2 separate regions of the Homo sapiens genome follow, and region 1 is linked to region 2. Evidence: read pairs that join two places in POLR2A ChIA-PET (ENCODE). Cell type or tissue: MCF 10A. All regions are shown on one strand. Region 1 overlaps MED13L (mediator complex subunit 13L). Region 2 overlaps MED13L (mediator complex subunit 13L).

Region 1 (5,000 bases), 270 kb before region 2:
TGTATGTGTATTTATAAAAATTGGCTGACAAGTCAAAGTATAACATGAAACAGGAAATGCAAAGGCAAAAATTACCCTATTCAAATAAAAATAGTATTGTTCTCTTAAGAAATAAAATACAAGAGTTTGTATGAAGTACACCTGACACAAAATGACAAAGGTTGAAAATAAGTGGTGGGCCAAAGATATAACACTGGAATTCTAATCAAAGGAAAGAGGGGCGGTATTAAAAGGATAATTTAAAGCAAAGAGCATTATGCAGAACAAAGGGTGATTATACAGAGATAAATTATATAATACATAAACATCATTAAACCTTTATGCACCAGTAAGGAAGTACAAAGGAAGACCAAACTTCCAGCAGGAAATTTTAACTCCTACTGCCTGCCTGGGACAGAGGTTGAGGTCCGAATGGGGTGTAGAAAACAAACAAAAACAATATACTCAAGACACAATTAGTTGCTACCAAATCTTACACCCCAGCTGTACTGGCCCATAGGATCACCACTACTCCATGTGGCTGTTGATCATTTTGAAATACGGTGAGTGTGACTGAGAAACTAATCTTTTAATTTTATTAAGTCTAATTAATTTAAATTTAATTTAAAAACGGAAGCAGTGCATTTTTTCTGCTAAATCCCTTTTTTTTTGATAGAACTACATTTTTCCTCAACTATTGAAAATTTAGCATCCAAATGTAGACGTGCTGTAAATGTTAACTACATACAGATTTCAAAGACTTACTGCAAAAATAAGAATGCTACATAGTTCACTGATAATTTTCATATTGATTTTAGGTTGACATGGAATAAGAATTTGGATATATTTGGTTAAATAAAATATATTAAAATTAATTTCACCTGTTTATTTTTACTTTTTAAATGTGGCTTCTAGAAAATATTAAATTACATGTATGGTTCACATTCTATTTATATTAGGCAACACTGCCCATGAAATAGGACACACCTTGTTTTGAAGATTTCAGAGAATGCAAGATTATGTTGTAGCATAGGAGAATATTACAGCGTGAGAGACTTTAAGAGAATTTTCCTTAACAAAAACGGATCAAAAAAGAAATAAAGAACCAAGAGTATAAAAATAAAAATGAAAACATTAAGCATCAAGACTTGTAGGATGTAATCAACTTAAATCTAGTGCCAGATTTCATCCCTTTTAGCGTTTGACATCTCAAACGATAAAAGCAATTTTATCCCTTTTAGGGTTTGACATCTCTGAGAATCTGATACAAAGACTGTCTCCCTAAAAAAAAATGCACATGAAGAATTCTGCATATAATTTGAGGAGGGCCAACACATCCAGAAGCCCCCAGGCTATAATGCCTATATCATCAAAAGTGAAAATAAATTAACTAAGCAGGCAATTAAAATTCAAGCAAAATGAAACATAACTCTCAAGGAAACTAGGAAAAAGAATAAGAAGACAAAGCCAAGGTACAAACAGCAGAATTGTTAAGTCCATGAGCTGTTTCTTTGGAAAAATCAAACAAAAACTAAAAAAAAAAAATCAAACTGCTAGAAAAATCAATCGAGGTGGAATAAAAGCATTAATATTGCTAGAAATGGAAAAGAGCATACATCACCAAAAAGTTTCAAAATTAAGGGGGTATTCTGCACCATTGCATTAAGTAATACATTTGAAAAACTCATTTTTTTCCTGTAAAAATCTAAATTAACAAAATCAACAAAAGAAATGGAAACCCCAAATCAACCAAAAACGAAAAAAAAAAAAATTCCTGTTTTGTAAACCGCTTCCCCAAAAGGCATCAGGATCTGATGAATTTACTGGTAAATTATTTCAGATTTTTGAGGTGCAACTAATTCTACTCTTTCAACAGTATCAGTATTTGACAAACATTTCGTGAGTGCCTACTTCAGTCCTTTATTCAGTCTCAGCCCAATAGAAAGTTGGTGTCATGAAAGATAAACTCTTTGGGCTCACGGAAAATGACGGGGAAGTTCATTGGTTCATCTTATCAAGCAAACGTGATCTTGACCCCTAGACCTAAGAGAGAAAACCTCCTAAGCTTTGCAGTAATACAAGAAATAGCAACAACAAAAAACACTGGTGTATGTATAATTACAGAAACTGTGTCTCCTCTACAATTAAAAAAAAAATCACATACTTCAAAGGAAGCAGACAGGAAATTATATATGTAAATAATGTATCGAAATTAATAAGAACATCAAGACCTCTAAGTGAACAAACTAAGATTTATGAGAAGCTAACGTGAAAATGCTTACTGAAAAACGTTATAGCCTAAATTAAGACAATTACTATTTTACATGTTAAATTATTTAAATTGACATTCCCCCACAACGAATACTTCCTCGTATTAGATATTTTTTTTCCCAGAGCTTCTGTTCTAAGCTCTGGGGTGGCCCATTTTACTGAATATTGTCTAGTCTTATAAAACAAGTAGATTGAAACATGCCTCACCCAACAGCAAGGCAAAAGAGGTATACACTAGGCAGCAGGAGCCAGAGAAATGCTCAGAGATGCTGCCAATTTCAACGTGTCTGCATGCTGTGATCACTGGGTGAATTTCAAGCACACTCCAGGACAGACATGGTTTGACCCATATGGGTAACAGCCCAGACAAGTGCCATGTTAGCAGATTATTAAAACTGAACCTGTGCTTTCCTCACTTCCCTGCTTGTTTGAAAGAAAACAAAGAAAAAGTGGGACTAACAGGAATGTCTGTCTTCGGGTCTTCCCATCACCTGGGAACTTGAATTCATTGAGGAAATAGCCTTTACAGAGAAAAATCAATACTTTGGTTATGTCCAACCTTCTTCCTGGAGATTAAACTTTCTCATCAACTTCTATTTCTTAACTGCTTCATGATTTAGCGTTCTAGCTAGAAGCAGTTAAGTGTCAAAAAATCTTTTTTAAACGTGACCCTGGAATTGTAAGCAAAGTGGAGGAAGACTGGTAAATCTGGTTCCAGGCAGAGCAGGATGCCCAGGGCAAACATTACAACCCTCTATAATTACCTGGCACAACAGAATTTTCTAGTGGTGTCTCATTAGGTATTAATGACATGAAATAATTACTGCTAAAGTGACCTTTTTGTCAAGGGAATATAAACAAGAGAATCGTTTAACACCAAAATAACACGGTAATAAGTGAAAATTGCATCTTGATAGGATTTGGGCGTGCGGTGAATTCCAAAGCACGATTTCCTTTTTATACTGGCTTGACTGTAAATGACAAGCGGCAAAGACTGTTTTCAATATGTGGCTTATGCTTCTGCAGTATGTCTTACGAGGTTTGCTTTTAAAAACTCATTGACGAACTGTACTTTTATAAAGATTTTTAGTGGTTCTTTGATGCCCAGTTGGTAACAAATACCTTTGCTCATGACTTCCTGAACAGTAAAACCAAAAACTACATAATCACATGGTTGGAGGGAATGAACTGGTGTGAAGAGCAGAATCTGGGTGATGCAAACTGCTGAAGGCTGATGGCTTATCTACATCTAACTTGGAAGACATTTAAATGCATTCATTTATCCTACCTCAAAGAGATTTAGCTGCGGTTGCTGAATTGGTACAGGTGGGGGCACTTATGAAAATGACATTCCTACTATAAAGCCAACACTAATTGTTGAATATAGTACCACCCAACGTATGAGCTAAGCATTGAAGCTACTGAATGCTTGTAAAAGTACCTCCTAGTTCTGATTATTTAGCTGCTGCAGGACTATATAAAAGTTATATATGTAAGGCAGTAACTGGATGAGATCACTATTATTTTTTAACCAAAAAGTTGGCCTCACTTTTCTCAGTCTTTCTTCAACAGTGCAGCTGTAACATGGATACAAGCCTTTTAGTTTGCAAAGCATTTCTCATGCAATCATCCTCATCCCTCATTTGCAGATGAAGTAACAGAAGGTTGAGTTGTCTCAATAGCTTTATCTCTGGATTCTGATAATGTTAGGTTCAGAACAACGTATATTTCTAAAATGATGAAGGCAGATTAAAAGCAAGGCCTTTCCAATTATTCAAATGTTTATTGTAAGCTCTGCCAAGTCCTGGGGTTTAACCATTTTTAATGAGAGATTTTGCAAGGGCAGTATACGAAATATACCCTCGCAACTCCTGCTAGAACATGTGGCTTTTCCTAGCTGATGGACCCAAGAAGGGAACAGCATGGTAGATGGTGTGCAGCCAACAGGGACTTGCGTGTGGTGTATCAGATGCCAAACTCCCGTCACCAGCCTGTGAATCAGGAAAACAGCAGAGAGAGATGTATCTGTCATTTCTAAGAGACATCATAAAGAAACTGGCTGAGACTGTGTAGAGAAAGGCGGTGGAATATAAGATACAGACTTGTCATTTGTGCTAGAATTGACCACAATCTTACAGCTGAGAGACACCATTAGAGCTCATCGACTCACAGCAGTTGATTCGGTGTTGTGTGTGTTAGCATGTAAAAACTGATGGGGGAGTGTACTTGTGCCCTGGAGCATGAGAATACCATTTCAGAACAGCTGTTAGGGGGGTGATCAGGGTGGTAAAATTCTACATCCATTGCACTGACTGGAAGGTAGAGGCCTGGCTACTAATCTAGGGCTATTCAATACATATACATGCACCTCTCAAACAGGTGTAGATAATTTTATACAAAGGCAGGAGAGGAAGGGAAAAAAGCCACTCAAAGCTTCAGTAATTCAATAATTTATTCCTCTAAAAAAGTGTGTAAAAGTATATAGCTCTCATCCACAAGGTATATATGAATGACATTTAAAATGGAGGCCTTTTATTATTGTTTCTTTTTATCAAAGTCTTTTAGTGTACTGTACCAGCGCTATACTGTAGTTATTTTTTTAAATGAACTTCACATATTTTTGTATTCTTTCAAATTGTTTGCTATATATAAAAGAAGCTCACTGCAAAATGCTTGAAGGAAAAAAGGAAACAAAAGAAATTCAGAACTTCCCAGAAATGTACAGCTTTTACATTTAAAAAAGGTTCTGA
Region 2 (5,000 bases):
CTCCCGGGTTCAAGCAATTCTCTGCCTCAGCCTCCCGAGTAGCTGAGATTACAGGTGCGCACCACCATGCCCAGCTAATTTTTGTATTTTTGGTAGAGACAGGGTTTCACCATCTTGGCCAGGCTGGTCTTGAACTCCTGACCTCGTGATCCACCCCGCCTCAGCCTCCCAAAGTGCTGGGATTACAGGTGTGAGCCACCGCACCCAGCCTACCAGTTTTTAAAATGATATAGCAAAACTATCTGTAACACTGCCTAAGTGAACTAAAGCTGTAACAGACTAGCTTAAGCTGTTAATGCCATTATAAACTAATCTTTTCACAAAACATACCAAATAATCATGGGATCAATTAAAATCTCCATAAAATAATAATCTGAATTACTATTTAAATTAATATTTACTTCTTCTAAACTCTATTGCCTCCTACTCGAGATTTCCAAGAGAAAACTATTATTTACATAGCCAACTTCCAGATTCCCACTTCTCTTAGACCATCAAAATACACGCGCTGGATTTTAAAAGAGAACATAGGGCCGGACGTGGTGACTCATGCCTATAATCCCAACACTTTGGGAGGCCGAGGCGGGCAGATCACTTGAGGTCAGAAGTTCAAGACCAGCCTGGCCATTATGGCGAAACCCCATCTCTACTAAAAATACAAAAATTTGCCAGGCATGGTGGTGCTCATTTGTAATCCCAGCTACTTGGGAGGCTGAGGCAGGAGAACCACTTGATCCCGGGAGGCGGAGGTTGCAGTGAGCCGAGATTGTGCCATTGCACTCCAGCCTAGGCAACAGAGCGAGACTCTGTCTCAAAATAAAGGGGCCATAAACAAAAGTTTTTTGCTTTGATATACATATATTGGCAGAGGTTACATTTTATATATGGTCTATTAACCTGAGAATTAATTAACCAAATAAGTTACCAGGTAAAATTTTAGGCATAATACTTAGTCTTATGAAAACCACAGAGTTGGGGGAAAAAACTGTGTGGTTCTGCACTTTTAAACAAAGTATATACTACTGAATATACTACTGAACTCAAACTTCAGTGATTAGTTTGAAGTCCCTCTAGTGTTCAACTAGGTTAAGTTAACAATCTCGATGCGGTAAAAGCTGCCACTTATTTGATAACTACTAACTCTATCCTACATATTAAATAAAAATGAGTTTAATAAACACAAAAGAAAGTATAAAAACAAATTAGCAGCTGGGAGTGGTGGCTCATGTGTGTAATCTCAACGCTTTGGGAGGCTGAGGCAGGTGGATGGCTTGAGCCCAGGAGTTCAAGACCAATCTGGACAACACAGTGAAACCCCATCTCTATAAAAAACACAAAAATTGGCAATGTGTGGTGGTACATGCCTATAGTCTCAGCTACCCACAAGGCTGAGGTGGGAAGATCACCTAAGCCAGGAAGTCTAGATTGCAGTGAGCTGTGATCACGCTACTGCACTACAGCTTGGGTGACAGGGTAAGACCCTGTCTTAAAAAAAAAAAAAAAAAATGAGTAGTATCAAAATTTTCCCTGAAATTCATTCAAGTTAATATTCTGAAAGAAAGAATAAACCCAAAACTACTTTACACTGCAAGATTGATTACCAAGCACCTACCACAATGCCTAGTACCTATGAACTAACCATAAATATCTGATTATTTTCTGGTTCCCAATTTTCAATATATAATTCTTTCAAACCTTCATTCATTCCTAGTTTATTGGTACTATAAAATTAGGCACAACGAGCACAAATAAAAATTATTCTATAAACAAAAAATCAAATGTGGAAAAGGAAACAGGTTTATTATATATCATGCAGCATGAATCTGGAACAATAATCTTTGTTAATCAAATACTCTTGCTTATTCTATGTGATACTAATAAAAAGTTTAAAAACACTCTGATCAACCGATAATTAAGAGACATCAAACTAATTTTTAAGGGATTAGATCACAATCCCTATTTAAAATAATATGAAAAATTATTTTTTATTCAAATCCCCATAAGGAGCAAGGGCATAAATAATTATAATCATTCTTGCACAGCCAAAGACAGAAAGTGGTTATAAAAGACCACATTTTAAAACATCCAATGCCCATATATAATTTAACTAAGACTATATTGACAATGCTAGGTGGAAAACAACTCAAATTTTATACAGGTAGAAAGTATGGCCAAAATTATGAAAAGCAAAATTATATCCTTATTTAGCATCTAAAATCATGAAGATTTTAATATTCTGACAGTAGAGTTCATTTAAAAATATATGGCTATAAAATGCATTTACACAACAGTTAAATCTAGCTGCTTTTCACATTCACTTCATGTTGTACCATAAAATAAAGACATAATTTCCATAGTACAGACAAGAATGAAGACAAGCAAATTTAAATGTCTTGCCTGCAATGACACGTCACAGAAGTGGCATTGTATGAACACTCCATTCCTTATTTTTACTTTCTACACTTAATCTTATGACCTCTACCTCTCCATAGGCGAAGGATAACAGAAGAATGATAGATTTATTTCTTCCCGGCCTCTGTTCCATTTTGGATATGTGAGGGTGAATAGAAGGGAGTAATCCAAAATCCATGACCTATGCTGTAATGCCAGCTGAGCTATGTTCACAAACAGAAAAAGAGAATGAGAGATGGCTCCTGGCCAGGAAAGTCTGACTCACTAATGATACAAGTACTCTTTGAGCATCTTCTGGGAAACATGGCGGCATTTCAGGTGTTGCCAAACCAAAACTTCAACTAATATAGGGAATTCAAGCAACTCCAGGTATGTGTGTGAGTGTGTTTGCAAGCATCGTTGGAGAAGATGTACCTTGTTTAACATGTATGTACCTTAATAATCTTTGAAAAATGCCACTTTAAAATCATACAACTTGCAATCTACTAACTTGCTATCTTAAATATTTAGAAAGGAGATGCAACCCAAAGGCTATTTTGATAAACAACTGGACAAAATATGTACACTAACACTAAAAACTATTAAAGATTTCATTGAAAATGTTTGCCTAAATCGTACAATCTCATTTTATCATGTAGTCTGTTGCCACGACACTTACAGAAGCCAGTAATTAACTCAGGATTCCAGAGTGAAAGATAGAAAGCTCAATGAAAGCTATTGTCAATTTGATTCTATAGTAAAACGTTCAGGACTTTCTCAGAGAGAGCCTCAGCTAAGCCATATTACTTATCATTGCCATGCAGCAAATACCAACTCCAGTGTTGGACTGGAAATTTATAACTTACATAAGACAGTCAATGTCATTCAATCCATGATGTATTTATAAGTTAATGTATTTATAAGGATTCTGACACATAAATATTATTAAGCACTTTAACCTAATAAATAGTGCTCTTCCACAGCCATCTGTTCTATGGGACAATTACAAAATATGATTTTGGTCAAATGCTCAAACTACTTGCTATCTACAATACTAAAAAAAAATATGAAGAATTATTCAATTTTTAAAAAACTTTTTAAATTTCCATTTAAAAAATTCAACTACAGACTATAAAATAAGATACTGCAGGCCCAGTGCGATGGATCACGCTTGTAATCCCAGCACTTTGGGAGGCCGGGTTAGGCAGATCACCTTGAGGTCAGGAGTTCAGAATCAGCCGAACATGGCGAAACCCCGTCTTTACTAAAAATATAAAATTAGCCGAGCATGGTGGTACGTGCCTGTAGTCCCAGCAGCTCAGGAGGCTGAGGCAGGAGAATCACCTGAACCCGGGAGGTGGAGGTTGCGGTGAGCAGAGATCACACCATTGCACTCCAGCCTGGGCGACAAAAGCAAAACTCCATCTCAAAAATAAAATAAAAAATAAGATACTGCAAAAAGAGAAGAAAATTATATCACTGTTTTTTCAAAATGCAGTTAAAAAAGAATTCAATGCATCAAGAAAATCTTTCAAATGTGGCCACATCTCTCCTTAAAACAATATCCTATAACAACATCATGTCATCATGTTTTCCTATGTGTTCCAGGACACCAGGAAGTCTTCCTAGCATGCAATGGTGCTAGACTGATAATCTTTACACAAACTTCTATTACATTCATTAAATCTGCTCACTGGTTTATTCAACAAATATGTACCAGGAATTACGTTCCAATTTTAGTGTATGTGCTGCCAAAGCGAGCACATGTACCAGGCATTACGATGGTCCTGGAATTACAATGATGGGCAAAAGTCAGATGCAGGTCCTATCCCCATACAGTTTATAATCTGCTGGGAGCTTCTATCTAAGTCCTATTCAAAAACCCTCTAAGATCCCAACTACCTATGAAGCCCAAACTACTTAGCCTAGTGTTTAAGCTCCAAGAGGCCCAAATGTTCATTTTCAATCAATTTCTCATCTTTAACTCTTCCCCAATACACATCTCAAACTTCCCTACTGTAGATCCTTGAATGTGCAGTTACACGCACATGCTTGTCCTGACATAGCCATGTATCCAAATTCTATCTACCCTTTAAGGTTATTATGCCCAAAAATCAACTCGTCCTCAAGGCTCAGCCTCTCACATAAAACTCCAGTAATACCATGGGCCCCACATAGGAGACTTTACTTTCTACCCTTTAACAATGCTCTGTGTGTATATACTCTCTCTTCTACTAGGTTCTGAGCTCCTGAAATGCAAAAATGTTTCCAATTCATTTCTGTATTCTACATAGCACCTAAAATAATAGAGGCTCAAATAAATGGTGGTAATTCTAAATATAAGAAATCATGTAACAATGGTAACACCTTACCGTTTGGGGTTTGTTGTTTGTTGTTGTTATTGTTTTGTTTTGTTTTTGAGACAGGGTCTCAATCTGTCACCCAGGCTGGAGTGCAGTGGCACAATCTTGGCTCACTGTAGCCTTGACCTCCGAAGCCTAGCTGATCCTCCCACATGAGCCTCCCAAGTAGCTGGGACTGCAGGCACACGCCACTATGCCCAGCTAATTTTTTAATTTTTTTGTAGAGATAAGGCTTCACCATGTTGC

The links. ChIA-PET counts read pairs that join two places held together with the same protein. Peaks named below come from ENCODE experiments on the same cell type or tissue, not always from the same donor. Only the 100,000 strongest peaks of a DNase experiment are listed, where the experiment ranks them.
Region 1: POLR2A ChIA-PET joins it to region 2 with 5 read pairs; 3 of 35 experiments call an interaction of 5 or more read pairs at or near these places.

Annotation. Positions count from the first base shown.
Region 1 is chr12:115,953,892-115,958,891 of GRCh38, forward strand. MED13L (mediator complex subunit 13L) reads right to left here. Exons shown (of 31, transcript NM_015335.5): 31 at 4,685-5,000. Among named protein-coding and RNA genes, the nearest start is that of LINC02463, 70 kb to the left of the region's middle. In MCF 10A, no CTCF peak of the experiment used is centred here; no DNase peak of the experiment used is centred here.
Region 2 is chr12:116,219,886-116,224,885 of GRCh38, forward strand. The region is part of intron 2 of MED13L (mediator complex subunit 13L); the gene reads right to left. Among named protein-coding and RNA genes, the nearest start is that of MED13L, 55 kb to the right of the region's middle. In MCF 10A, no CTCF peak of the experiment used is centred here; a DNase peak (open chromatin) is centred at 2,676.